2 separate regions of the Mus musculus genome follow, and region 2 is linked to region 1. The links are chromatin loops, found by intact Hi-C in ENCODE. Cell type or tissue: heart. All regions are shown on one strand. Links, peaks and the distances in the headings refer to the core of each region. The heading gives the core; the rest is flanking DNA. Region 1 holds the start of Gtf2a1 (general transcription factor II A, 1). Region 2 holds the start of Sel1l (sel-1 suppressor of lin-12-like (C. elegans)).

Region 1 (11,347 bases), core at 1,747-9,746:
CAGCAATCTATAACTCAACCTGCATACTGTTCTGTTAGAATAGTGGGTCTTCCAACAATCACTAAGAATAAAGTGTGCAGATCCTTCGCACATTTCACTATGCACAGAGTATACATATTTTTAGGACAGTCTCAGCACAGTAAACATACCTAAAGGAACCCTGCTGCACATGAACAGAATCTACAAGAAAGGCATGGTAAGCACTAGGCATGTAAGGTGCTGAACTGAGCTAATGATTCTCTTGGAGACAATGTTTGTATGCATGCATGTGAAGCCTTTAGAAGGATGTTTACTGTCCTCTCCATCACTCTCCACCCTTGCGTGGAGACAGGTCTTTCACTGAAACCTGGAGTTTCAGGCTGGTCACCAAGCTCCTGGAACCCACAGTCTCCATCCCCCAACAGTGGGTGACAGGCACATGTGGTCATACCCACCTTCTATGTGGTGAAGGAGATGTCAACTCAGACCTTCTTCATTTACTTGATGAGTCACTTCCCCAACCACACATGATGCAACTTTTAAATGAAAGAATAATAAACTACGAAATGTTCAAATCGGGTCCAACAAGTACAAAACCCCTCCAGTTTCACCTCATGCTACCACCAGAGACAAGAGCACTGTGTGTGTACAAGTGTTTGGCCTATGTACTGGCTACTTTTGTGTCAACTTGACACAGCTGGAGTTATCACAGAGAAAGGAGCTTCAGTTGAGGAAGTGCCTCCATGAGATCCAGCTGTAAGGCATTTTCTCAATTAGTGATCAAGGGGGAAAGGCCCCTTGTAGGTAGGACCATCTCTGGGCTGGTAGTCTTGGTTGTATAAGAGAGCAGGCTGAGCAAGCCAGGGGAAGCAAGCCAGTAAGAAACATCCCTCCATGGCCTCTGCATCAGCTCCTGCTTCCTGCCCTGTTTTGAGTTCCAGTCCTGACTTCCTTGGTGATAAACAGCAGTATGAAATTGTAAGCTGAATAAACCCTTTCCTCCCCAGCTTGTTTCTTGGTCATGATGTTTGTGCAGGAATAGAAACCCTGACTAAGACAGCCTACATGACTGTCTGTGCACCACTCGTGTGCTGACTAATGTCTGGAGACCAAAAGAGGGCGTCTCCTGGGACTGTACTTACAGACCATTGTGAGCCACCACGTGGGTGCTGTGAACCGGTCCCAGTCCCTCTGGAAGAACAGCCAGACTCTTAAGCACTGAGCCATGTCTCCAGTGCCCACACAAATGCCATTTTAAAAATCTAAGTATTTATTCATAAACCTAAGAAGAAAAACTAGCTCAGTGTTTAATATGTAAAAGGAGCATTTGGTGTACATAAAAGGATTTTACTCTAGTACTTACATTCTTTTATCAAGCATTTGTTCAATCGCTCCATCATAAACAAATTTTAGATTACAAATATAGGAATACAAAAAATTAAATACTATTACTGACATGTCAAGCAACTGGACCATAAAATACCACATGTGAACAAGTAAAACTATTATTAGGCATTTTGATAGGTATTCTCTATACTTAGTACACTTAATCCTAAGAACAACCACCCCATGAGTCTGTACTACCAATTCCTATCTTATAGGGAAGAAAGCTGAAATATAAGTTATCTACCTACCCAGTTAGAGGAAGTATAGAAGGGACAGTTGAGGTTTAAATCAATACCCTTCACTGCACTATACTGTCTCTCCTTAAAGTCAAACATTCATCCTATAGAAAAGTTCTTTATTACTGAACTATTCTTTTAAAAAGAGACAAACTCACAGTTTTTAGTTCCATCAGGACTTGTTCATCCACTCCGTCATCCAGAAAAATGTCTCGTACGTCATTAATAACATCTTCAATCACAGATCTATACAATTTAGGCTTTAAAGGAAAAATAAGATTCAATAAAAGACTGATTTCAAAATGTTATAGTAGGCTTTGAGAAATAATTAAATAATTATTAAATACAAGCCATTTGGCCAACTATCTAAAATTTATTTTAAATTGTGACTTTAATTAAAGATACTACAATCCTAAGCCAGGCTTATCACTCTGGAGGCAAAGACAGGAGGATATCAGAGTTCCAGGCCAGCCTGATCAATATACTGAGACACTGTAAACTAAATTTGACAATGACAGAAAACTGTAAGGCTGGGCAAAGTAGTTCATAAACCAAAGTTCTTTATGCACAGTCAACACAAATTCCAGTAATTTCCTTGATGGTGACCAAAATGTCTACCATCATGATTAATAACAGTTCATGGTCACTCCTGGTTCCTACTAGCCCTGCTTGATTTAACGCCTGTCCCATCTCACAGCCTTTCCAGGTCTTAGATGTTGGGGAACTTTTTGTTCACAAGTCGTCTCCTGGTCATACCCAGCAGTCTTATCAGCGTTTGATTATACAAAAGCTACCTTGGTTTTTTTCCCTGTCCTGGTCTACCTTCAGGCTACACCACTAAACTCTATACTGGCCATGTAATTTTAAATTAGTAGGATCAATTTCCAGCAAACCAGATGTTTTAATGTTTCTGAAATCAGTTACCCTAAAACCCTTTCCTTGGAGAGTCCAACACTTGAAGCAGGCAATGCCCTTCTCTGCTACTATGTAATTAATCATTCAGCAACCAGCCTACAACTTAACCCATTCAGAAGCGCCGTTGTTGAAGGAAAAAGGGAAATGCTAAATTCTAAACTTCACTGCAGCAGGCTTTTGTCTTTATGGCATACAAGGTCATTTAGATCTGTCCTTTTAAAACAGTATTCCAAACTCTGAAACTGGCGAATTAGAGACTGCATGTAGCATTAGCAAGTGATTAATAAAGGTTCCTTTTAGAAGATGCTAATTTTTAGGCACAATATTAGGTCACCTAGGTGGATTTTTATACTAGATACCATGCTAGCCACTGGTAAAATTAAAACCACCACTTAATCTTTAATTCTTAAAGCTCAGTTTAGGCTGTGCCTCTACACACACATCAAGCAATAGATTGTGAGCACAGATCTCACAGGGGAGAGTCAGTCACTATTTCTTTGAAAAGCTTCATGCCTTGGGTATTAAGAACACACCACCAAACTCAAGTCCTCCTCCGGAAACATTTAATGTACAACGCATTTTTTTTTTAAGCCGAGAATGTTGACCGTATCTCCTCCAAGGGGGCGGGTGGGGGGGAGGAAATCATTTTATCTGATCTAAAACGATTTAAAATGAAACTCTTATAAAGGGAAGGGAGAAAGAACAAAACGAGGCTGCAATTCTGGCCTACTTCCCACTACAAACAAAGGCAGTACACTCTAGCGGCCACAGCAAAACACTCGGGTCCGTGACAACAGCCTCCCGGCTCCGGAGCGAAATCTCGGCGTGAAAGGAGCCTAGAAATAAAATGAGCTCCGCACGCCGGCTCCTCTCGCCTCGGGAGCACGCACCTCCCAGCCCCGCGCTCAGCAGCTCTCACTATTTAAAGCCGGATCTGGTGTTTAAATGGAGAGGCGGTGACGTAGGCCTGAAAAGCACCTTCCCATCCTGGCAGAGTCTATATTAGAGAGCGGCAATGGCTCTATATAAACAGGGCAGCCAAAGGGAGGAGGACCACAAGGCGCAGGCACTGAAAAGCAGGGTAAGCGGCCGCAGCCATGATGGATCGACCCGAGTCGCCAACGGTATAGTGTCGGGCAGCCGCAGGCTGCTCTGCGGCGTTTGGGACCGGGCAAAATGAAAAAAAAAAATTTTTTTTAAAAATAAACAAACAAAAAAACAAATATTGTGCTTTATTGTCATAAAAAGAAATCAAGAGATGGGGTGGCCTAGTGATCACATTGCGTTGGTGACTCTTTTAAAAGGTTATTTTTATGTGACTGCTTTTTGCAAACCTACGTGATCGCAAGTAACCAAAAAAAAATTTTTTTTTGCTCCTTTTTAAAAAAGGGAGCAACGGGAAGAAGTAGGCAAATCTCGAGGCGAAAGCGGGGACTCTTGGGCCATTCATGTAGGCTTTGTTTGTTCTGGTGCTTAGGCTAGTCGAAGATACCGCGGGGGTTTTGCTTCCCCTTCGCCATTTTACCCACTGGGGAGGAACCGAGATAAGTGCTTTCCAACCTTCATAATTTTTTTGTCTTTTTTTTTTTCTTTCTTTCTTTCCTTTCGGAGGATTAGTAAAATCGGCCCCAAAGGAGGCTCTCCCAAAGCACCACCTCCGGAGAGCCCCCGAAGGCACGCCCGGCCTCGGCGGTATCCGAGAGGCTTCCCCAGACGCGGGGCTCGACCCGCAGCCGCTCGCTCGGGGACTGGCCGGGTCCGGGTCCCCGCGTGGGGCCATCGCCCGCCCGTCCGCGCCCCGGGGTCGGCAAGCCAGGGCCCCAACGGCCTGCGTGGCCCGCCCCGCGGCGCTCCCGGCCCCCGCCGCCCTCCTCCCGCCAGTCCTCGGCGTCCCCCCCGCCCGGCCAGGCCCGCGGCGGGCAGCGGCGGCGGTGGAGGGCGGAGGGGACCCGGTCGGGAGCGCCGCCTCGCCCGGGCCCGCCCCCGCCCGCCCGCCCGTCCGTCCGTCCGTCCCAGCCAGCCGTTGCCTGCCGCCGGAACCTTCGCAGCCCCCGCCGGCCACCGCACCACGTCCTTACCACGGTGTTTGTGTTTGCCGAGTTCGCCATTTCCACACACAACACAAACAAGAGGGAACGAGATAGAAAGAAAGGAAAAAAAAATTTAAAAAAAAAAAAAAAAAGAAAAAAAAAAAAAAACAACTGAGACCCGGAGGGTGACCCAAGTCACCCGCCAAGAGTGGGGCAAAAAAAAAAAAATCTCTCAACAAAACCGATCCAGAAGGAGTAAGAGGCGGGAGAGCAGGAGGAGGGGGGCACTCCTCCCGCAGCTAAAAACCTCGAGAATCGCCTAAAGAAAAAAGAAAAAATGGGGGAAAAAATTAGCCACGACCCCTTAGGGGGTTAGGGGGCGTCACCCGCTCCCCACTCGGCGCCGAGGAGGGAAACCAACACCGGTCACCGCTCCCCGCGCCACCGCTGCCGCCACCGGCTGCAGCTCCAGCCGTCCGGTCCGCCTGCTTCTCCCCTTTATATAGCGAGCCAACGAGCTGCGCGAGCCGCCGCCGCCGCCGCCGCCGAGAGACAGGGCGGAGGGAGGGAGGGGCGGAAAGGGCGGGGGCAGCGGGGGGCGGGGCCGAGCGCGAGACACCGCGAGAACCGCGTGCGCACGCGCGCCCGGGGCGTCGCCAGGTTTCTTTTCCCCCCCCTCCCCCCCGCCCCGGCTGGGTGGCCGGGTGGGCGGGGCCGCGGGCCTGGAGTAAAGAAGGCGCGCGCCGCGGCCTTTTCCCCACCCCCCTATGGCTCGCGCGATCACGTGGTCCGCACCCTGGCGGAAGCGGTCCGTGGCGGTGGTGGTGGCGACCGGTTGGACCGGGAGGCGTCCTCCGGAGGAGGCTGGGGTATTGAGGGAAGCCAGCGATCAAGGGTACCTAGCGCTGCGTCGGGTGGACGCGCAGCCGCTCCGGTGGAGCGGAGGAGTGGGAGTAGCCGCCGAAGCGATAGGCTTCCCCGGAGGATGGCTGCGGAGGGACGGCGGGTCACGTGGCGCGGCTTCCGGCTCCCGCGCGCTGGGGCTTGGGACAGTTTTTAAATGCGGAGTCATCTTTTGATTCGTGAGCTTAGGTCGGATGAGGAGGAAGTTCGCGCCTCTTGCAAAGGACAGACCTCGTGAAGTTGTGTATAAGTCCAAAGGCTAGGAAAGCTTTGTTCTCCCTCTGTCTACTTTACAGAATTAGGGACGCCTGTAGGTGTTTCCAGCCGTTTGTCTGTACAAAATTAAACTATTAGGTGGTTTGGCTAAAATGCCCCAAAGAGTCAGCCTCTACCAACTCAAAAGTACTTTAGATGACTTCTTAGGGTGGTAGAAATGACGAAAAAAGAAAAGGAACTCGGATACAACTACTACATATTTGACTCCCTGACATACATTACTGCTCTGTTTTTAATGTTACCAGAGTGCTGTGATTTGCACACTGGCCAGCACACAGTGACTAACCACATCTGAAACCCATGCCGTTGACTCATCAACTTGCCTGGCCTGTCCCAAGAGATCAGGCAGAGTCTGTTGGTATCTTGGAGTGCAATTCATCGGGAGTTTGACCTGGGACGTGCAAGCAAATTCTGCCTTTGTATCAATATTTTACGGAACAGATTCCTGTTTGGTAGGCAGAATTTAACAACTGCCACTTTCCCTGGTCCTAGGAATATGGGGACAAAATGTAATGTGGACGTGGGCATTTTATGTTCAAAAAGCAATCAGACAATGTCATTCTATGCCAGTGAAGCCAGATAAGTGAAATATCAAAGACTAGAAGAGCATGGAAAGACTACAGATTGTTTCCTATGACCTCAGGGAAGGGGATTAGCGAAGACTGGGACCATGCATACTAAGAAGCTGGACATAAACCTTCTCTTGAGAGAATTTTTTTTTCACCTCAGGGTTTCTCTGGCTTTCCTGTAACTCAGAGAACTGCCTGCCTCTACTTTCCCAGTGCTGGGATCAAAGGCATGCCACCACACTTGACTCTAGGATTTCTTCAACATTAGCTCCATTCTCTCCTTTAATTTCTTTTTTTTTTTTTTTCTTTTTCTCTTTTTTTGTTTGTTTGAGACAGGGTCTACAAGTTCCAGGACTACACAGAATCCTTGTAGTCCTAGCTGGCCTTGAACTCACAGAGATCCACCTTCCTCTGCTCTTTGAGTGCTGGCATTAAAGGCAAGTGCCACAGTACATTTGGCCACTAAATAGTGGCTCAACAGTTCCCTGCAAGGTGTGTCTGGTCTGGAGCACTAGAAAATAATTCACAGGACATAAGTATTTGAAATTGTGATCCAATCAACACTTTGAACATTTTGGGTTTTTTTTAAATATTAAGGTTACCGTTATCATGAAAAACCGGGAGGCCCATTCCCAGTGAGTCTCACTCTGATTTTTTAAGACTCCATGCAAGCCGGCCGTGGTGGCACACGCCTTTAATCCCAGCACTTGGGAGGCAGAGGCAGGCGGAATTCTGAGTTCGAAGCCAGCCTCGTTCTACAGAGTGAGTTCCAGGACAGCCAGGGCTACACAGAGAAACCCTGTCTCGAAAAAACAAAAAAAAAGAGAGAGAGAGAGAGAGAGAGAGATGGCTCCTCAGTTAAAAGTGCTCTTCCTGGGGACATCAGGAGACTGAAAGCAGCACGGCTCCAGCTCCTCAAGTACCTGAGCACACAAGTACAGGAATACACATGTATATACAGAAATACAAGTAAACTTCTAGAAAAAAAAAAACAATACAATCAGACTACTGGAGGCTCTTCCCATGTCTATACAGTCTAGATTGCAATGATGCCTAACACACAGTGGGTTTCCCCAAACCTCTTCCCCTTTCAGTGCCCACGTGCCTGTAAGAAACCACCAAGGATTCCATTCCAGTGTATTGTCTCTACTTCTTCAATTAGCTGTAGCACCCCTGTAGTCACAGTGAGTGTATGTCAACCAGCTTCAGATATTTTCTGATCTTATATAAAAATTCTGGAACTTAATGTTTAACTTCCAAGACAAGACTGTCCAGAAGGCGCTCAAGCAAAACTGTATCATGTTTCTTTTTAACTGACCCTCCTCCTTTCTTCTAAAGCTTGAATGCCTTCTAATTGTAATAGCCCTTTGTATAAAACACACTGGATTTCCAATTTTGAGTTTATATAATATTTTTGAAAGATGTATTTACTTTATTTATATGAGTACACTGTAGCTGTCTTCAGACACACCAGAAGAGGGCGTCAGATCTCATTACGGGTGGTTATGAGCCTCCTTGTGGTTGCTGGGATTTAAACTCAGGACCTCTGGAAGAGCAGTCAGTGCTCTTACCCGCTGAGCCAACTATCCAGCCCCTAAGTTTATATTTTTAATGAATGTAGATACAGCTTATATTTTTAATGTATGTAGTGCCTTTTTTTGTAATGAATATCTTTCTCTAACTTCAAAATATTTTATATAGGCAGATAAAAATATCTGTATTAGCCAGGGATGGTAGGCACACCTTTGATTTTAGGCAGAGGCAGGAGGATCTCCGTGAGTTCTAGGACAGTCAGTAATATGTAGAGAGATCCTGTCTCAAACAGAAAAAAACAAGAGAGTTAGTCACAAATGCCTGAGAGTTCTACTCTGTGCTACAATAGTAACAACAATACTCTGTAACAACAATAGTGCATTTTGTTAGTGTCTCCTGTATTAATAATTAAACATACTAGACTACATTATAGCTGTCTTTTTAGGAAGAAAACAAGACATTTTCTCTCAATAGAACAACAACAGCAAGAACAACAACAACAAAAAACCCTATATGTTCTGGAGACCAGGACCTCCATGATGATACCCAAATGATTAAAATGATCCTTACATAGTCTACAGATTGAAATGCTAATCTCTTGTCAACATGGGAGAGAAGAAATACATATTTAAGACAATACAGAGCAGAAACAAAATTCACTAGTATTGAGTCTTTAAGACTCATGATGAGCTACTTGAAGTCAACCTAGCGGCAACAAGTACCAGTAGTACCTAGATTGTGTGTGATATTTCAGTACCAGTAGTACCTAGATTGTGTGTGATATTTCAGTACCAGTAGTACCTAGATCGTGTGTGATATTTCAGTACCAGTAGTACCTAGATTGTGTGTGATATTTCAGGGCCACTGCTTTTGAGAAGGTCTGTTTTCTAATTTTAAGCCACGAGCAGGAAAAGCCTTCCTTAAAACAAGAACAAAGCCTCAATTATTTATTTCATAAAATATGTATCTCAAAGAGCTTAAAAAATGACCAATCCAGTAACTTCGAGTAACACTTGTTTCTGGATTGTGATCTTGAACTATTTTTCCCTAAGAGGAGTCAAGGTTGCTTGGAGACAGTACTGATGCTGTAACAGACCCCCCCAGATTTTAGCACAACTGACTCTGATGAAAGTACCTTTGAGACCATAAAACCCAGCATATAACAGCACCACCAGCCGAAACAAAGACCTAACCCATCAAAGTCCATAGAAAAATCTCTAAAGTACTAACCTTGTTTCTTAGGTTCTGTAGTTTTTAGCTAACTGTTCTTGTTAAGTGAAGTATGACAAACCAAGATAATGGTTTTGAGCTTAAAAGCTCACCCTGAAAAAGGCTTGGGGTGACACTGAAATCCCCAACACCCACTGTACTTGCCAGCGGGCTAATAAAGACTCCGTTGGCTTAGACCTGTGAGTAGGCTTCTCTCGTGGGTACCCTATAACAGCTCCATAATAAATGGTACAAAAAAATACTTCTGTAGGAACCCAGCATGTAATTCAGTAGATTACATAGTTCACATGAAGCTCTGGGTTCTATGCCCAGCACTGTCTAAAACTGAACATAGTGCTGGGAGCCTGTAATCTCATCAAGTGAGGCCAGAGCAAAAGTCACAAAAGCTCAGCGCTGGCCATAAGTTCATATCCAACCTGAGTTACATAAAAACCTTGTCTCAAAACAAAACAAAAAACCCCTCCAAATAAAATTCACAAGTAGTATTCATCCAAGCCAAATGTGGAATATCTTTTCCTACAGATAACCAAAGAGAAGAATTTAAATCCTGTTTTAACCAAGTATCACGCGTTAAGTAGCTTAAACAAGTATTTTTTTCCATGGCACTGGAAACTAGCCTTTAAACTACTTAAACCGGTTCCATACAGCCACAGTCGCTGGATAGAATCCTGTAACGGTTAACTGCCTTGTGTTAATTTGCCTGTGCTAATGAACGTTGAGATAAGTAATAAAATATTATTTATGAGTGTGTCTGTGGAGGTGTATTGTGGTTTGGATATGCATTGGACGCTTGGCTGCCAATGGATGGGGTTTTAGTAAGTGATTGGATTCTTGAGGCTCTGTTCTAATAGACAGATTAGTCTCTTAATAAAGGGATAATGTGCGTTGTATTATTGGGGGTTGTTGTCAAGTAGGAAATGGGGCCTACCCAGAAAATGGGCCACTAGAGGCATTCCCTCCCTTGGAGGTTAGGTCTTGCCCTAGGCCCTTTGTGTAAGCCTTGTTTCCTCTGCTTTCCCACTGTGATGTGATTCAGTCGGTTCTGCCTTACCCTCCCTCCCCTGAGAGTCTGAAACTATGAATTAAAATAATCTTCCCTCGGCTTTAAATTGTTCCCGCGGGTATTTTAGTCACAAATATTTGAAAGTCACCAAGACAAGTTTTTTCAGTGGCATTTGCATAAGTAAAACAAATACTACAGATTACAATCAGGATGGGAATTCTTATCCTATCTGTCAATGGCCAGAGGGGGACAGAAAGACAGAACGGAGGTGAATTCACTTCTGCGCGTTTCTGGTGAAGCATCTGTCTTCCTAGAATTTCAGCATTTCTGGTTCTCAGGGTTTTAAGATCGGCCTGGGAACTTAGAGCACGATACCCTTACGTTTCTGTCTCTCGCTTTAGTTCTCAGTCCTACAGATTTAGGCCTGGTCTTATACCACTGGCTCTGAGATTTTTCCAAGTCATTGGAATCTCCCAGGTCTTCCACGTGCAGATGGCTGGTCACTGGATCTCTGGGCCTCAATAATGATGTGAGTCTGTTCTCCACATGTGTCTTGTTTCTTTATAGACTGCAAATAATCTCTCTTCCTTGCTTATTCCCAGTATCAGGAGCCCAGTCATCATCTCCTCAGTGTTCCCTAGTTTCTATACTGTTTGTACTCACTATGTAGCCCAGACTGTCCTTGAACTCATGGAAATCCTCCTGCCTCCACCTTGTGAGTGCTGCCATTGCCCATGTGAGCTGCCCCACCAGAGCCACAATTTGTAAAACCATTGTACTGGCTAGTTTTGTGTCAACTTGACACAGCTGGAATTACCACAGAAAAAGGAGCTTCAGTTGAGGAAATGCCTCCATGAGATCCAACTTTAAGGCATTTTCTCAATTAGTGATCAAGGGGGAAAGGCCCCTTGTAGGTGGGACCATCCCTAGGCTGGTAGTCTTGGGTTCTATAAGAGAGCAGGCTGAGCAAGCCAGGGGAAGCAAGCCAGTAAAGAACATCCCTCCACTGCCTCTGCATCAACTCCTGCTTTCTGACCTGCTTGAGTTCCAGTCCTGACTTGGTGATAAACAGCAGGATGGAAGTGTAAGCTGAATAAACCCTTTCCTCCCCAACTTGCTTCTTGGTCATGATGTTTGTGCAGGAATAGAAACCCAAATTGGTACCATCATACTGGGGTATTCCTGTGACAACCTGACCATGTTTTGGGGAGGACTGTGGAAGGACTTTGGAACTTTGGGCTAGAAGATCCATTCAGTGTTAAGAGCTCTGTCAGATGTTGTGTAGGA
Region 2 (11,347 bases), core at 1-8,000, 260 kb after region 1:
TGTTATTGAACTCCAGGAGAAAGGGCCTGTGACAACAGGGTGGTTTCACACGCATTGCATCATGCTTTCTTTCACACACTAGGAGCACAGACTAAGATGACTTGGTCAACAAAAGAATTCTTTCTCATTGACTGAACTGGAAAACCTACTCCAAGCAGTAGCTTTACGGAGAAGCTAAGCTCTCTTTCCGGCTGCGAGTTACACAGATCACCTTTTACAAAAGCTGCTGGTAAGAGGCTCTTAACTATTTCTGAAGGTAGGTTTCAAGTGAAAGAAAAGACGCTGCAATCATGCGCAAGTATTACTCACTAGTATTACATTTAAAGTAGAACTACTTGTCAAACTACTTCAACTAACTGTACCCCTTTCCTTGAAAAAAAAAATCCATTTTTATTTTCGATAAACTAGCTTAGAGAACAGCACACGAGCATGGCTATTCTGCCAAGGAGAGGTGGTCGTTACAAACTCATTTTGCTATGTGTCCTGTCTGTTAAGCAGGCTAGTCCAGCTCCAAACACAAGGAGCAGTGAGGTTATCGAGAAGAACTGCCGACCTGCCTTCAGGTCCTAGGGAACCCCTGACCCTAAGTCACCCCAAATCTGACGCTTGGAAAGCTATGGCCTGGCTTTCTCACATACTTACTTGGACACACGTGGTTCAGGATAGAAGGCTTGCTTGGCCTCTACTGTCTTAGTTTGTCAAAAGGGGATACGAACATGCGTCTGTTGATTCACAGTGATGTTATTTATAAGGAACAGTACAACCAGGAAATGAAATCTCCTGCTTATCCAGAAGCTGCTCTCTGAACTTATGTATTAATACAACTTGCCTCAAATACCTGGCAGTGTAGCTAATGTAAAGACTGTGACACCCATTCTCCTAATCTCTCGCAGTCTCTCCCCACCCTGTCTCTGCATTGAACTCAGGCTGCCCCAGTGAACACGAGGGGAGCTAGCAGAACCGATAGGGAACACTCCCAGCTCAACGAGGCCCGTGTTTCTAGGTGAGAAACATGAACACCTTTTCACTGTTACCTTGAGAAAAGTATGGAGAAATGTGTGTGTGTGTGTGTGTGTGTGTGTGTCCTCTCAATTTATTCATTTACAAGAAAAAGAAAGCAACTTTAATCCAGGTATCATGCTTTTACATGTTGCTAAGCCAACATATTAGATGATGTTTAACAACAGTGACGTCACTGACGTGGTTGTAAGTTCAACCTGCCTTGGATAAGATTTAATATTAAACACAAAATTACAACAAAATGTAACTTTTATTAAGAGCAAACCTTTAAATCTAAATTTCAAAAACGAGGTTAAAAATAAGCAACTGAATGCATGCCATGGAGAGCTGAAAAATCCAAGCCTTTAATTTATAAAGCTCTTTATCAGATGTAAGTCGAGAAAAGCTAGTGTTTGATACATAGAAATGCCAGGTCCCGGGACACCCCATCATGTCCTAACCCTAGGGTGCCCAAACCCAAGCACTGCAAAGTCCCTTATATAAAGTAGGACACTATTTGCAGACACCGTCCATCCCTTCTTAGAAGCTAAGTGTTAACCAGTTATTATACTGTTTAGGAAATAAGAAATGGAAATAAAAAGTCCACGCAGGTATAGAAGAGTTTAACCCAGAGGAGGCCTGAATCTGATAATGTGGAGCTTTGCATGAGCAGGGGCACTGGCCTTCGCTCTCTCACATCCTGCAGTTTTGTAACTGTAGCTTGGGCTAAGTTTATGCCTCTACCAGAGAAATGCTTTGGCATGGCTGTCGCTGTGACAGAACTCTGAGTAGACATTTCTTAAAACTCTGCACTCCACTTATACTCATACAACCCTAATATTTAACACTTGAGTGCTAAGTATTGTAGAATAGCTAAGAGACTTAGAACCAACCGGAGAGCGTCTCTACTGTCCAGAGCTCAAAGTACATGCAACAGAGCTGACGGACGAGGCAGGAAAAACTGTTGTGTTCGAACAGCCTTTAAACTCTGCAGATGGGAATTTCAGAGGGATGTAAGTTATGCTATTTGATTACTGGAATCTTCGCGCTTCAGTGTGAAGAGTCACAGAGCTCGTTCATGTATGGGTATGTGGTATATTCTAGATCTAAAACTTAGCAAAACCCCAAGAGGAACTCAGCCCATCAGGTACTTTACCCAAGGCAAGGGCAGCTTCCACGGCATACTTCTTTTGAACAATACCCGCTAGAATTTCTGCCAGAGTCAAGTATTGTAGTCTTTAAAGAACTGCTCTTCAACACAAACTGTCATTTCAAATGAAGCAGGATCAACCTCAAGCATAATGCTGGCAGTAAAGTGGTTACCATATGCTTGCCACATTTGAAAGGGTGTCTCCAAACACACCGGAGACAGCATTTTGGTCTAACTCGATTTTAGAAGTAGGATGACATTATGGCTTTCATTTACAACTAGAACGGAGGATCTGGGGATTCAAATAACCATCTGGGGAAATTCGGGTTTTTTTTTGTTTTTTTTTAAAGATGACATTTACATTTTGCAGTGTTCCAGAAAAAAGTATAAAGCCACCCAACAGCTGTCTTGTTAAGCGAAACTGATTAAAAATCTCAAAGTCTTCCAGGAGTCAATGTTTATTCACTCTAAAACATCCTAAGTACGTTTAAGAGAAACATTTCTAAGACAGTAAGTTTTCTGATATAGGCAGATCAAAACATTAAAAAAGAAAATCCTTTGCAAAGAGGTAATGTAAGTCAGCTAGTCGAAAAATCAATTTAAAAGCACACGGCTTTTTGTACCTACAGAAAAGGGCAACATTATTTTCTATTAATTTTGAAAGAACTAAGTCTGTCTCAAAACCCATAAATAAAATGACTATCTACAAACTCAAAGACCATGGACACCGTGGCAGAGGTCACATTTTTCCCAGGACGCGGGGGACAAGTGACTACAATTATATCAGAGTTTTTTCTTTTAAAAACCAGACTAACAGATCAGGTGTTGAGCAATTCCTCCACTGTCAACATCCTAGTCCGGATGAACCCTGCTCTGCACAAAAGTGACAGCTCCAGGTATGTCAACTGCAAACCCCAGCGTGTCCCAGAGCCTGTGCACACATCACCTACGTGAAGGTAGAGGAATCTCTGAGGGTCTAAGCCAGCCGTCAGGAATCCCCTCCTAATTGGGCAATTCCTAATTCGTCAGAAGTCACCTAAAGTTTGCTGCGTGGGAGAGGTGTGGGCAGGGTGACCAGCCCTTCCTTATGTCCAGTTTCCTAAGCACCCTCTTCGGCCCAGGCTAACCGATGCCCAAGGCAAGAGCGAGTGACAGTCAGGGCGAGCAGTGCCCGAGACCGCTGAGCCCCGTGGCCCTGTCTCCACCGCGGTCGGGGGGCGGTGGCTCGGGGCCTGCTGCCCGAGGCTCGATACTGACCCGAGGTCGCGGCTGCCGAGCCCAGGAGCACCGCGCAGAGCAGCAGCAACGACAGCCTGACGCGGACCTGCATCCTGCTCTCGAAGGTCGAGAGCCCTCGCCGTCGCCGTCGCCGTCGCCGCGACCAACTCAGCCGCTGCCTCTGTGCCGCCGCCTCGCAGCCGCTCTTCCTGCTCAGGTTCCTTCTTCGCCCCTTCCCAGGCCTCCCTGGCCCAGAGCGCAGCCAATCCGCGCCCGCCGCTCCGTCCTCCTTGGCCAATGGCCGTGATCGCCCCACCCCACACATAGTCACGCCCCCTATGTCATCTTTTAGCCAATCATTGTGTACAGTTGTCATACCAGCTTTCCCGGTTGGACCACGGCCTCACCGACATGGCCCCAGCTAATTGGTAGCGCCTGAATCAGCGGCTCGAAGGCGGGGGAACCCTCATCCAGGACTACAACTCCCACCATGCACCGCACTAGATTTTTCTCGGCCGATGCTCTTGGGAGATGCAGTTTAGCATAAAGTCAGGTTAGAAGCCGCAGGTGGCTGAGGGCATAAGGAGTTTCAAGAAAATGATTCACTGGACTCTTGCGTTTGAACCAGAATAATTATCAAGGAACAGATATCAAACGGTTAAGAACTTGCAAGGTTGCTAAGTATTTCTTTTTAATTATTTTGAGAACTTGAACTGGACATGATATGAACGCTGAGAAATAAGCTATACCTGAACTGAAAATTTTAAATATTTAGTTAAAAAAAATACTTAAGTCTTAAAAAAAAAAAGCTTAGGTGAAGCAATACGTGAAGTTTACAGAGCCAGCAGTACAAGACAATGCCGCTTGTCATTTCCCTAATAAAACAAAAGGGAAGAAATTCCTACCAGTGGAGATTAGTTCAGCTCCTGTGATTGTTTTCACTAAGGCTTCCATATATATTAGCCACTCAATAAATGTTCTAACAGCTCTCCCAAACCCTTCAAACACTGGTCCTCATTCTTCTCTAGTGAAATATTGCAATGCTCTCTTTTTCCTTGACCAGAAAAGGGATTAGATGGTTTGTGTGGCCACAGAGGTGAGAGCCAAGGCACTTCAGGGATTGCAATAGTTATGTAGTAAGTACCGATGCACGCACAATCCCTTTGAGTGGCAGGGCAGCATCTTGATGCTTTTCAGTCTTCTTAATCAAATTGAATCCTTCTAAGATTTATTTTCCAGCACTGCATACAGAACTCAGCAGGGGGTTAGGGGGGAAAGTCTTTCCTGTCTCAGTGTCTTGACTTCTCTGAACACTTGTTTTCTATCTTTTTTGGCAGTCATTATTTTTAGGAAGATGTTAAAAAATTAGCTGCTGTACGTTTGCATCAGAGGGCATGGGGAACAGTTTCCCCCATGCCCCCCAACACCCCCTCAGTGTGTGTGTGTGCGTGCACCATGCGCATAAAGGTGTATAGGATGGAGGTTAATGTCAGGGTTCGTTCTCAATTGATCTCTACCTTCTCCACCTTATTTTTTGAGACAAGGTCTCAACATGGGCCTTGTTGATTCATCTAGCCAAACCCTGGTTTAACTAGGATGTCCCAAGGATTCTCATGTCTGCTCTGCCACAGTAATGGGATTCCAGGCCCATGCTGCTGTGCTTGCTTTTAAAAAACCTGGGTTCTGAAGGATGGAGCTAAGGTCCTCAATATTAGATCTCAGGGTGTCTGAATATTCAGAAATGAGCTCCAGCTGGACCACAGGAGGACTTCTGGTGGGTTGATAAAAGCCAGCATTCTTCAGAAACTTGTGAAATTGCTTTCCATCTGCCAAAAGGAATCATTTCTCATACCTCTGGCAGAAGTGACATACGGCTCTCCATTGACCTGGACCTGTGGCTGTATAGGAAAGCCTATGCCAGCCTCTAGGCGCTCTCAGTCTCTGCTCACAAGTACTTGTTGTACATTCCAAAGCTCTCTCATTGGTCTCTTGGCCCTTCCCTCCCAGAAGCTACTCACCCTCCTTATAGCTCACTATTCTCTACTCTTCCTGCAGGCACCCCAACCCTTATTATTCTCCCCGTCTGCCATCTCTTGCTGTCTCCAAGATTCTCTTCCTCTGTCCTGCTTTCCTAGGCCAGGCCATACACAGCCTGCTTCCCTTTCTGTTCTGGACTCTTCTAGATGCATCTGGCTGTTTTCCTGCTTATATAAACAACTAAAACCTTAACCTTATCATGGAGTGGTCATGTTGGCTGTTTCTTTACTAACAATCTGGATATATCTATATCTGTATATGTGTATATAGATAGATATAGATATAGATATATAACTATATATCTCTATGTGTCTCCAATAAAGATTTTGGGTGAGCCAGACTGAGGGTGAGAGCATGGGAGAGCTGGCTCTTACTGTTGTCTCCTGTGTGGTGGTGTGGATGAGGGAGAAATGGCTTCCTCCCCCCTCATCCATTGATAACTATGGCAGTTGGAAGAGCTGGCTCTGGAGTCACGAGAGTGGGAGAACTGGCCCTGTCCCTCATCAGCTGCAACACTTGGAAAAGTGGGTCCTGCCCTTTATCTGGGCAGCATAGTAGAGCTGGTCCTGACAGCATGGGTGTGGATGACCCAGACCTGAGGACATGAGAGCAGGAGACCTGGCTTTGCCCTTTGCTGGCTACAGCATTGGATGGACCAGCCAGGGCAAGATAGGAGAGCTCATCTGGGTGGTGTGGGTGCAGGAGAGCTGGCAGGCTGACCAGCTAGCTACCACTCAGACCCAGATCCAGGGCTTTGAAATTGCCCACTGCAACATCTACCCTATCAGTGAACTGCTGGAGTGCATAAAGAAGCCAGTCCTACAGATCCAAAACTACGGGATCTCCATGACACAGGGCAACAACAGGATGCCTGAAAGGAGTCCCAGTGAAGTTCCAGTATTGATGGTGTAGCAGAAGCCAGAGGCTTCAAACCAGACCACCGACTCATTGCGATGAACATTTGCAAGCAAAGCAGTGTGGACAAAAGGGTATGCTGTGGGGCACACTGTGACACACTACAGCTACCACAATGATTTTTTTTCCTCTGTTGGGAGGAGAGGTCACAAGGGTGGAGGGCAGGTATGAGGGGAGTGGGAGGGGAGTGGGATTGGAGTGCATGATGTGAAATTTCTAAAGAAGTGGGGAGAGAAAATGCCTCCATAAAATCAGGCTGTAGGCAGGTCTGTAAGGAATTTCTTAATTAGTAATTGATTGGGAAGAGCCCAGCCTACAGTGGGTAGTGCTATCCTTGGACTGGTATTTGTGGGTTCTATAAGAAAGCAGGCTGAGCAAGCCGTGAGGAGGGAGCCAGTAAGCAGCATACCCCATGGCCTCTGAATCAGCTCCTGCCTCCAGGTTCCTGCCCTGTTTGAGTTCCTGTCCAGACTTCTCTCCTTCAATGATGAACAGTGATATGGAAGTGTAAGCCAAATAAACCCTTTCCTCCCCAATTTTCCTTTGGTTATGGTGTCTTATTGCAGCAGTAGGAACCCTAACACCCACTGTTTTGAAACTAGAGAATAAAATAACGGTTTATTTTCCTACCTTTTATCTTACCTATTATCAAGTCTAGTCCTTTTGAACCATGTAATTACTATTAAAATATACTTTCACTAATAATTAATTTGCCAGCAGCGTGCTTTTTTATGACATTTAACTATTTTGATATTGTGTTGTGTTACTTCATATTATTGAATTACTCATAGTATTGTATGATTTGTTTTGTTTTGTTTTGTTTTGTTTTCCTTTCTCCCTAGAAACTCCCTTATTGGCCCTCATGTTCTCTTCCCTGGATGCACCTGAATCCTAGTAGCCATATTTACCCATGCCAGCCTCCCTCCACTCTAACCTAAGACACAGACAGTGGCTATGTTTCCTTAAACATCCCTTTCATATATCTGTTTGAAGTTTTCATCAGCTTCTCTTTTAACACAAAATATTTAGAACTTCCTTTACTTATAAACCAGGAATCTGTGTTCAAAGTTCTCTTTTGGGGAAGAAACTTCTGCTTCCCACGCAGGAAACAGTGGTTATCTAATGACTAAGACTGGAGAGTTCTCACTCCTAGTGGTTTTCCCCTCACTTTTTACTTTTTTTTTTTTTTTTTTTTTTTTAGTATTTTAAAGATTTATTTATTTAATGTATATGGGTATGCTGTTTCCACACACACCAGAAGAGGGCATCAGAACCCACTATAGATGATTGTGAATCACCATGTGGTTGCTGGGAATTGAACTCAGGACCTCTGGAAGAGCAGCCAGTACTCTTAACCACTGAGCCATCTCTCCAGCCCCTCGCTTACGTTTTTTTTTTTTTTTTTTTTAATGGTACATTGTGTGAGATTCTAGTATATGTATACATTTTGGATAGCTAGGTCAAATCAATGTCTCTGCCTATCACTGGCTTCTTCTTGGGGTGATTATCTTTCAGAGATTGACATTTGTCCTTAAGATGCATACATGTGTTGCAAACAATGAAATTTTCCTCTTTTTCGCTTACGGTTTTTACGGAGTGCTTTATGCTGTTAGAGCCCTGGTTAGCTGCTACACAGATGGAGTTCTGCTTCTTTTCATCTGCCTTGCAGATTTCTACCTTAATACCATCCTCTGTGCTTTCCCGTCTCTTTACCTTCTTCCCGGAGACCCTTATTGTTCTTTTGCTCAAGCTTGGCATCCTTCCCAATTTTACATGAATCTCTTCTTTGCTGAGACTTTTTCAACTAGCGCTTTCCTCATTCCTAGTTATGGCTCTAGATATCCCTCAGCTGTTTTCAATCTGGCCCTTTAAATGGATTTAAACTTGCTAAGATCAGCCATCATTTGTATGACTCCTCGTGTTGGCATTGCCCTCAACTAACACTAGATAGTTGTTGATCAATAGATGTACTTGTCAGGTGTACAGTTTCCAAATTCAGAGAGAAAGTGCTTTCTATATTGTGCCATGTTTAACTAATGTTACTGTTTCTTGCAGATTGTTTATAAGGGGTAGAAGGAAATTCATTTTAGTCCCTTGATTTGGAAAGGTCTACAGTTGGTAGAATTTTTTACCACTAGCCAGCAATGTATAACTGACCTGTTTTGAAAATGCTAACAGGACCTTGACTTCCTGGGTAAACTTGACATTTTCAGAGTAGGGTCAGGACTGTGGGAAAATCAGATTTATTTGGTCAGCCTGCTGCCTTGAATGATGTTTAGTTGAGGGGTGGAAAGGCTGTGAATTCTCAGTGGTCTTATCCAGTCTGAGCACATGTTCCTCCAGGTTCCCAGCCAGCATCCCCAGTTAAGGTTAGGTACTTCTTGTGCTTGCACATGGTGATAATGCTATTATTTGTCAGTCCATAGTATTTGCTCAGCTGTCTCCATTCTGTCTGGCCCCTATTAGTTTTCTAACTTACTGTTGTAGACTGCCAAGTTTCAGAGAACCTGTTTGCTCTTTATGACAACGCGACACAAAACCTGAAAGAGGGCAATAAGTCAACGGGTGACCTCTTACCACTCAGCTTACTTTTCCCTTACGCATGGTGGGACAGCTCCTAGCTTTATCCTGAGAGTGGAGTGGCTGTCATCAGCTCTTAGAGGCTTATATCCTTTCCTATGCTAAGGGAGCTGTTTGAGCTGGTAACGTACACAGGTTGCTCACATTTGTATTGCGGTGTCTGCCAAGGACGGATTAGGGAGAGAGAAACAGGATATGTTCTCAGAACTTAGAAGACAAAGTACTTTCTTTGATGTAGCTGAAGCACATTAAAGTAATTTTTCACGTGTTTGTTTTTCATCCATAAATAAAGTATAAATCCAATAAGTAGTAACCAGATCCGAGGGCATACCATGATCTTCATTTACATTCTGAGCTATTAACTTGAACAATGGCTTTCTACCTCATCATATCCCTCATAGCGTGGGGACAGCATCTGGAAGGTACATCATAATAATCCTAATAAATCAACTTCAGATGTTCTTGTTCCATTCTGTCATTATAGTTCAAGAACAGCAGTTCTAAGTGTAGGTCATAGATTGTGGAGGCGTGGTTTTACCTGACTTTGAAGCTGACAGAAGGCAAGAAGCTGACAGAAGGTGTTAGGCCCTCAGGCTGTTTACCAAGCTCCAGTCTGAGGTAGTATTTACTTTGTGGGATATTTTCTCACTGGACACTATTGATCATATCAGATAAAGGACAATCAAGGAGGCTTTTATATCCAGAATAACTGGATAGACATCTTTGGGTTTAGTCTTTGAATAGGTTTTTTTTTTCTTCTCTTAGGTCAAACTAACTTGCAGCAAGAATGGATTTGCTGATATTACAAGGAAACAACACTTGGAAACCCCTTTCAATTCAGAGTTGTCAATGCTGGAGTGAATGGTCTAACTAGTCAATTTTGCATTCAAAACATTATATTCATATGGAAATTCCTTCCTCTCTGATCCTTTCTTCCCTCCTTGCTTCCCTTCCATTACTGTCATATACAGGGTCCAATTTTGCAGGGCTTGTAGATGAAATAATCTCTACGTGCATATAGGAATGCAAAGGTGATTTATTAGAGTTACGGAGAGAAAACAACAGGGCAGGAAAGCTAGGAATGCCTGCAACTGCCGGGCCAAGGGAGACAGAAAGAGGGGTGAGAGGGAAAGTGAGATGCTTTGAGTTGGAAGTCAGAGAGTAGACACGCTTAGCAGTAGAGCTGTGTGTGCAGCTGTGCTCTCTCTCTCTCTCTCTGTAAGGGTTGCTTCAGAAAGAGGAGAGAGAGAGAGAGAGAGAGAGAAAACACCTCGGACTTAGGGGCCAGCAGGCACTTAGGATTTCAGGGAAAGGAGATGGAAAGAGAGAAGCTTTCTGAGCTGGAAGCTGGAGAGTTTTCGGGCTCTGCAGTGGCAGCCTTCGCACAGCTACAGAGTGGTTGCTTCCGTGTTCTATAGGCACATGCATATCGCATTAGGAGGACATCTGCTTCTCCTGTTTCTTTATGTTGTCCTTAGGTATATTATATTTCATCTTCACCTTTGGACTGGCTTTCTTTAGGTTATGTAACTGGATTCTGCCTCAGTATAGGAGGTCCCCATCTTGTCTGAATTACATCAAAAGGGTGTAATTGACTATATTTGTTGTAGAATTTTTAAATCCCAATCTGGAGTTTCTACCTTGCCTTTTGACTATTAAAAAAACAAAACTAAACAACAACACACAACCTTTATATTTACAATAAGCCTTAATCAGCACTAGAGCTGGTCAGATATCTACCCTCTATGGTATTATAATCTACTTTCCTATCAACATCCCCAAGTTATTACTTATTATGTTTCATCTGGGCTGCTCATAACTCCTATTGGCCAGCTCTCAGGGCCACGATTTCTTGACTCCTGACCCATCGTGGCTTCTCTTTCCTCCTCCTGGACCTTCTTCTTCTCTTCATGGTTCTCCTCCATCCCAAGTTCAGGAGACCTAAACCCTACCTATGTCTCTTCTGCCTAGCTATTGGCTGTTGGCATCTTTATTTACCAATGAGAAATAAACTGGGGGCAAAGTCACACAGTGTCACTTGGTTTTATGTGGAAATTCTCTCATCTCTGGGACAACCAGTTCTTGGGGGGGGGGGCGGCAATATTAGCATTAGAATATAAGCAGCATCAGGCCAACCCACTACATGTATGATATGTAAGGGGGGCTACTGACTATCAACCACGCTATTTGTATCAGAGAATAAAGCCATGTTAGTAGTCACATGTCCTACATGATGCCTAGGAGACAGTTGCCCTTTCTGTTTAAGATCTCCCCTTACTTCTATAATGCCCATTGTCAATGCTCTTTAACCAAAGGCCACCAAGAACATATCTGTAGTTGGACAAATTGTCTTTATTATTTGTTGCAGTGTGGGACGACATACAACTTAGGGTATCTTTGAAACTTTTCTATTGCTGTGAAGGACACCATGACCGAAGCAACTTATAG

Evidence for each region. Peaks named below come from ENCODE experiments on the same cell type or tissue, not always from the same donor. Only the 100,000 strongest peaks of a DNase experiment are listed, where the experiment ranks them.
Region 2: a loop joins it to region 1, with 3 times the contacts of the local background. A loop is called at or near these places in 3 of 42 quality-filtered maps.

The regions. Positions count from the first base shown.
Region 1 is chr12:91,584,941-91,596,287 of GRCm38, forward strand. Gtf2a1 (general transcription factor II A, 1) reads right to left here and starts at 4,709. Exons shown (of 9, transcript NM_031391.2): 1 at 4,595-4,709; 2 at 1,760-1,861. The coding sequence starts at 4,624. In heart, for the core only: CTCF peaks have their summits at 3,299 and 5,341; DNase peaks (open chromatin) are centred at 3,531, 4,331, 5,091, 5,311 and 1 weaker place; H3K4me3 peaks cover 4,204 bases; H3K27ac peaks cover 3,952 bases.
Region 2 is chr12:91,845,553-91,856,899 of GRCm38, forward strand. Sel1l (sel-1 suppressor of lin-12-like (C. elegans)) reads right to left here and starts at 3,605. Exons shown (of 21, transcript NM_001039089.1): 1 at 3,407-3,605. The coding sequence starts at 3,479. In heart, for the core only: no CTCF peak of the experiment used is centred there; a DNase peak (open chromatin) is centred at 3,729; H3K4me3 peaks cover 1,758 bases; H3K27ac peaks cover 637 bases.